Linked DNA regions of Homo sapiens: region 2 is linked to region 1. Evidence: read pairs that join two places in POLR2A ChIA-PET (ENCODE). Cell type or tissue: PC-9. All regions are shown on one strand. Links, peaks and the distances in the headings refer to the core of each region. The heading gives the core; the rest is flanking DNA. Region 1 overlaps IQCM (IQ motif containing M). Region 2 overlaps DCLK2 (doublecortin like kinase 2).

The links. Peaks named below come from ENCODE experiments on the same cell type or tissue, not always from the same donor. Only the 100,000 strongest peaks of a DNase experiment are listed, where the experiment ranks them.
Region 2: POLR2A ChIA-PET joins it to region 1 with 10 read pairs; 2 of 35 experiments call an interaction of 5 or more read pairs at or near these places.

The regions. Positions count from the first base shown.
Region 1 is chr4:149,457,132-149,460,059 of GRCh38, forward strand. All of the region lies in intron 12 of IQCM (IQ motif containing M), which reads right to left. Among named protein-coding and RNA genes, the nearest start is that of LINC02355, 300 kb to the left of the region's middle. In PC-9, for the core only: no CTCF peak of the experiment used is centred there; no DNase peak of the experiment used is centred there.
Region 2 is chr4:150,125,454-150,128,381 of GRCh38, forward strand. The region is part of intron 2 of DCLK2 (doublecortin like kinase 2); the gene reads left to right. Among named protein-coding and RNA genes, the nearest start is that of DCLK2, 48 kb to the left of the region's middle. In PC-9, for the core only: no CTCF peak of the experiment used is centred there; a DNase peak (open chromatin) is centred at 1,628; H3K27ac peaks cover 453 bases.

The sequences.
Region 1 (2,928 bases), core at 319-2,818:
ATTTTTTTCTTAAAATTGATACAGTTTTCACCTATCTCACTTGCTTATAACTAGAGTTACAAGAAAACTTTGAGAAACTTTCTCTGCTTTGGGATTACATTATAATTAGCACTATCTAAAAAAGGAGTGTCCTATTTGTCCACAAACAGATGTACACAGGCCCTGGAAATCTCTCTGATTGTCCTCTCTAGCTTCCTCAATACTTAGTGACAGCTACCTTTGTCACTATCATTAGAACAAAAGCAGGGTGACGTAAATGCACCCAAAAGTAGAAGAGATAAACTGAATAGTGTGCTTGCTCTCTTCTAATATGCATTTCCAGAAGAGACTCTAGCAAAGGGTCATTCATCTGGAATACTTGATTTTTTAAATGTATAATAAATTGAAATAATTCTAAAACCAAGACATGAAAAACATCAGTTTTAGGTTTTGTTTTTGTTTTTGTTTTGCTACTAGCCTAAGAAAAGAAAAAAAAAGACTTATCAGAGGTTGGTTAGCTGAAGGATAAAATGATACAGAAGTATGATCAAAATATAGAAAGTTATTTCTTGAAAAAGAGACTGGAACAAAGGGTACCATGATGCCAACGTTATGGTTTAAAGATGTGATTTACAAATAGATTTTAGAATTCTACTGTTTTCTGTAACTGTAACATTTTCTATAGCAATCACGCTCCCTTTTGGTAATAAAGAAAAATATATGTATTTTAAGAGGGAGAACAAAAAATTAGACATTCATTTTGACTTGTTACTTTCTTTTCCTTACATCATATACAAGTTATAATTGTTTAGGAGACATAAATTAAGCACTGCTATATGCACATCAGTAAAGGTGATGCGAGAGGGGTGATGCTTTGTTGAACTTTGTTCAACAAAGTTGAACATAAAAGAAGCAACATAAAATAGAGTAGGGAGGTAGATTTCAAACAAACAACCAACAAAAAAATTTAGCTTTGTAAGTACCACAGGTTAAGATTTATAAAACCCCTTCAGGAAAACAAATATGAAAGTGTTTGGAAACTGCTTAATTTTATACTTGAAAGTGCTTAATAACTAAGATACTGTGCTAATCATTTAAATTACATTAGCCACCTGAGAAATAATGTGATTTTATTAATATTAAAATAACACCAACAAAGAATGTAAAAGGAGCTTCCCTAAGCAGTAAACAGTGTACTATGCTTAGTACTTTTGAATACATGAACAAAATAAATTCAGGAAAAAAGAAATGATAAAAGCTCTTAAGATTTATTTTTTAAAAAGTACCCAGTAAGTAAATTTAGAGCCAAAGTTTAGTAAAAGACAATAAGAAATAAGTGAAAATAAAGCGAACATTTAAGCTCTAAAGTATAAGATTATTCTCTAATCCTCTTAGTGTTTTTTGACTTTTCTTAAATGCCAATCTTTTAAAATTAAATAACCCTGCTGTGTGGTAGGTTTTAATTTTTTAGCATCTAGTTTGCAAGACAGAAAACCAACTTAGGAGTTAATTTTCTTAGGGAAAAGATTAAAAAGGAGAAATCCTAACTATTTTACCCAATGTTCTTATAGACAAGTTAGTTTGTTGTCTTAAACGTTCTAAAAGCTAATTCAGAATTTAGTATTTTGGTAGCAAAATCTTTTCTCCATGTGGTGAGGAATAGAAAAATTTAGTAATTGATTAATAGGTTGCAAGCAGATATAATCTATAAAAACTATTTAGTTTCCATTATCCTCTGTAAAATACTAGGTTTCAGGATTATGCTTTACCACAGATTAAATAGTTTATCTTTTGGGTGCCCTAGGCAGCCATCCAGTCTAGTAAATGGCTAATGGAAGTCATAACAATAAAGCTAGATAGAGGGTTTCTGTTGTTATTTTACTTTCAGCACCACTAGGTTATAGTGCAGTGGGGGTGTGAATCCCTGCCTGAGGCTTTCAAAATATTCCCACATGTTTCATAGAGTGACTGTGACTGTGCTGACACAACAATGTTCCAAATACCTCAAGAAAACTTATTTGAAAAGGTTATGGTATGATCACATATTTGAGATAAATATAAAATAATTGTTCTCTTCTTTAAATGAGATAAAAACAAAACACATACAGGATGAAACCAAGGGTGCTCTGTGCTGAGGTTATTACATTGCCTCCCATTAATGTCAGATGTGTCTCTCAGCCATTCACTTCTGCCTTGCCAGTGCCTGGCACTTGGCAGGTAATCACTAAATGTTGGCTGTTGAATTAACTGAAAAGAGAACAGTGAAGAAGTAATTGCAAAAATGAAGCACACACCCCTTTTCCCCAACTTTCCCAATGTTTTTATTGTAGTAGAATACACATAACATAAAAGTTACCATATTAGCCATTTTTAAATGTACAGTTGAGTGGTATTAAATGCATTTTTAATGTTGTACAACCATCACCACCATCTATCTCCAGAATTCTTTACATCTTGTAAAACTGAAACTTTAGACTCATTAAACAATAAGTCCCCACTCTCTCCTCCCCCAGCCCCTGGCAACCAACATTCTACTTTCTATCTCTATGATTTTGACCGTTCTAAGTTCCTTATACAGAATCTGTCTGTGATTGGCTTATTTCACATAGCATAATGTCCTCAAGATTAATTTATGTCGTAGTATATTCCAGAATTTCCTTTCTTTTTAAGGCTGAATTATATCCCATTATATGTATATACCACATTTTGCTTATCCATTTACCCATCAATAGACATTTTAGCTACTGTGAATAATGTTGTTGCGAACGTGGGTTGAACAAATACCTTTTTAAGACCATGCTTTCAATTATTTTGAGTAAATACTCAGAAGTGGAATTGCTGGATCATATCATATAATTCTATTTTTATTTTTTGAGAAGTTGCCAGTTTTCCACAGAGGCTATATACCATTTACATTCCCACCAACGGTACACAAGGGTTCCAATTTCT
Region 2 (2,928 bases), core at 218-2,717, 670 kb after region 1:
ATTCAAAGAATATGATATAGAAGTAAAACATTTCCAAAGTTTTATATACTATTTTGAGCCAATGTTTGGTAAGTGGGAAAACTGAATTCAAAATTGTCTACCCTATGTTTATAACTATCTAAAAATGACTATCTAAAAATAGTTATGCATGTGTGGCCAGGCGCGGTGGCTCACTCTTGTAGTCCGAGCACTCTGGGAGGCTGAAGCAGGTGGATCACTTGAAGTCAGGAGTTCAAGACCAGCCTGGCCAACGTGGTGAAACCCCATCTCTACTAAAAATACAAAAAATTAGCTGGGCGTGGTGGCATGCACCTGTAATCCCAGCTACGTGGGAGGCTGAGGCAGAAGACTCACTTGAACCCGGGAGGCGGAGGTTGCAGTGAGCTGAGATCGAGCCACTACACTCCAGCCTGGGCAACAGAGTGAAATTTTGTCTCAAAAAAAAACCACAAAAAACCCACAATAAAAATAGTTATGCATGTAGACAATACTATAAAATAATATAAAAAGAAAATAATTTGTCTTAGTGATAGGATTGTGAATGACTTTTCTTTCTGAAAATTTCCTTTATTGTTACAGTTATGCAATAAATTAAAGTCAGTATTTTAGGCAGTCTCAACATGTTTGGATACTATGAGAGTGGACTCACAAAGGAGTCAACTGATCTTCAGACCTTTGAATTTTGCCAGTTGCCCCTCTAAGAAGCCATTCTTACAGTGTTTGTGAGCAGCGGGCTAAGATACGACAGAAAATGTTTTTTGGCTAATGAATAATTAATTCATTCAGCTATTATTTTGTGCCTATTCTATGGTAGGCACTCTACGAGACACATGAGGAACAAAGATATGTAAGACAAGGTCTCTGTATTTTGAGGAACTCTTATTGTAGTAGAAAAGACAAATGCAAGAACTAATAATAATTTTAAGTCAGGGTGAGTCTATTAATAGCCAGCAGTGATGCAAGAGACTGTGGTCAAAGAAGGGAAGCTAACTCTTTGTAGAGGCATCAAAAATGCTTCACAGAGGAGGTGACAGATTTGTTAAGGATATTCCAGGCCGTGGAGTAATAGGTTTTAATTTGGTGCTTTAATTTGGAAGAATATCTCAGGAGATGGTAATATGTATTTTAGGTCTTTTTTTAGGGCTTTACAATTTTTAAAAAATATATTTTGGCTTTTATTTTGAAATAACTTTAGACTTACAAAAATTGCACAAATTGTACACAGAGATTATATATGCCCTCCATCCAGCCTCCCGTAATGCTGATATCTTCTGTAAACATAGTGTAGTTATTTAAAACAGGAAATCAACAGAGTTGGTGCTATTAACTGATCTACAGACCTTATTTGAATTTTGCCAGTTGTCTCATAAATGTCTTTGTTTTAGTACAGCATCCAATCCAGGATCCCACATGGATTTACTTGTCATATCTCCTTAATAGCCTCTAATTTGTAACAGTTCCTTTGTCTGTCTTTGTCTCTCATGATCTTTTTGAAGAGTTCTGGCTAGTTGCTTTGTACCGTTTGCTTCAATTTTGGGTTCTCTGGTATTCCCCTGTGAATACATTGTGGTTATGCATTTTTGGCAACAATACTAAGGAAGTTATATTGTGCCTTTTCAGTGAATCATAACAGAAGGTATATGATCTCAATATATCTCATTACTGGTGAAGTTAGTGTTGGTCACTTGGTTAAGCAAGTGCCTTCTAGGTTTCTCCACCTGTACATTTATAATTTTTTTATAGAAATGAATATCTTGCAGGGAAATACTTTGAGAGTGTGCAATACCTTGTTTCTCATCATACTTTCACCCGTTAATGTTGGTATCCACTCATGGTTCTTGCCCACACCAGTTATTACTGTGGTGTTTGCCAAATAGTAGTTTTATATTTCCACATTTCCTTCTACATTTATTAACTTGATAAGGAAGAGCTATCCCTTCTCCCCTATTTACTTACTTATTCAATTATTTATGTCAGTATGGATGAAAGAATATTTTATTGTATGGGTTATAATTCCTTACTATCATTTTACTGGCTCAGATGTGGTCAATGGGAGCTTCTTCAAGTTGGAGTCTGTGTCCTTTGACATATTTAAGGATATATGGGGAGTAAGGATTATAGGGAACCTTGTTAGGTTCATGATTAGACCGTATGACCAACAAAAATACAGTAGCAATTCTGTATCTCAGTGACTGCTCAAGGTTTACTCTTCTCAGGTTTCTTCTAATGCTGCACCTTCTCTCCGTGTGTGTCTACAGACTCCTGATTTTGATTCTTTGCACACATCTCCAGGTTTCCATGCCACTCTTTGTCTCTTTCAGCGTGTTTGGCATTAAGCCCCTAGATACTAGGATATGTCTGGTGGAGTTGGTTGGTTATTGCCCAGTATAAGAGCATCATTATAGAACATTAGCCTCCACATTCTTGCCTATAGCTGGCTGCTTTTAGGTAAACACCCATACTTTATTTTAAACAGTTGCTGTGGTTTGAGTCATATGGCACTGCAACCTAAGTGCAATGAACTTGGCTCAGAAGGAGCTGTGGGTATTGCAGGCATCTAGAAATTCGATGACTGCGTGATTCCATGATTCTCAACAGGAGGCAGTTTTGCCCATGAGGAGACATTTGGAAATTTCTGGAGACATTGTTGGATGTTATGACTGGCGTAGGGTGGGGTATGCTACTGGCATTAATGGGTAGAGGCCAGGGATGCTGCCACATATTCTACAGTGCATAGGAAAGGCCTCCAAAACAAAGAATTGCCAGCGTTACTGGGCCCAAAACATCAGTAGTGCCAAGGTTGGGAAACCATGACTTAATTTGATGGATATAAAGAGGAAAGATATGGGAGTATTAAGGGAAAAGCAAGTGGTTTTGAAATGGCCAGGGTAAGGAGTGTAGATATGTGTGTGTAATAGAATGTGGGTG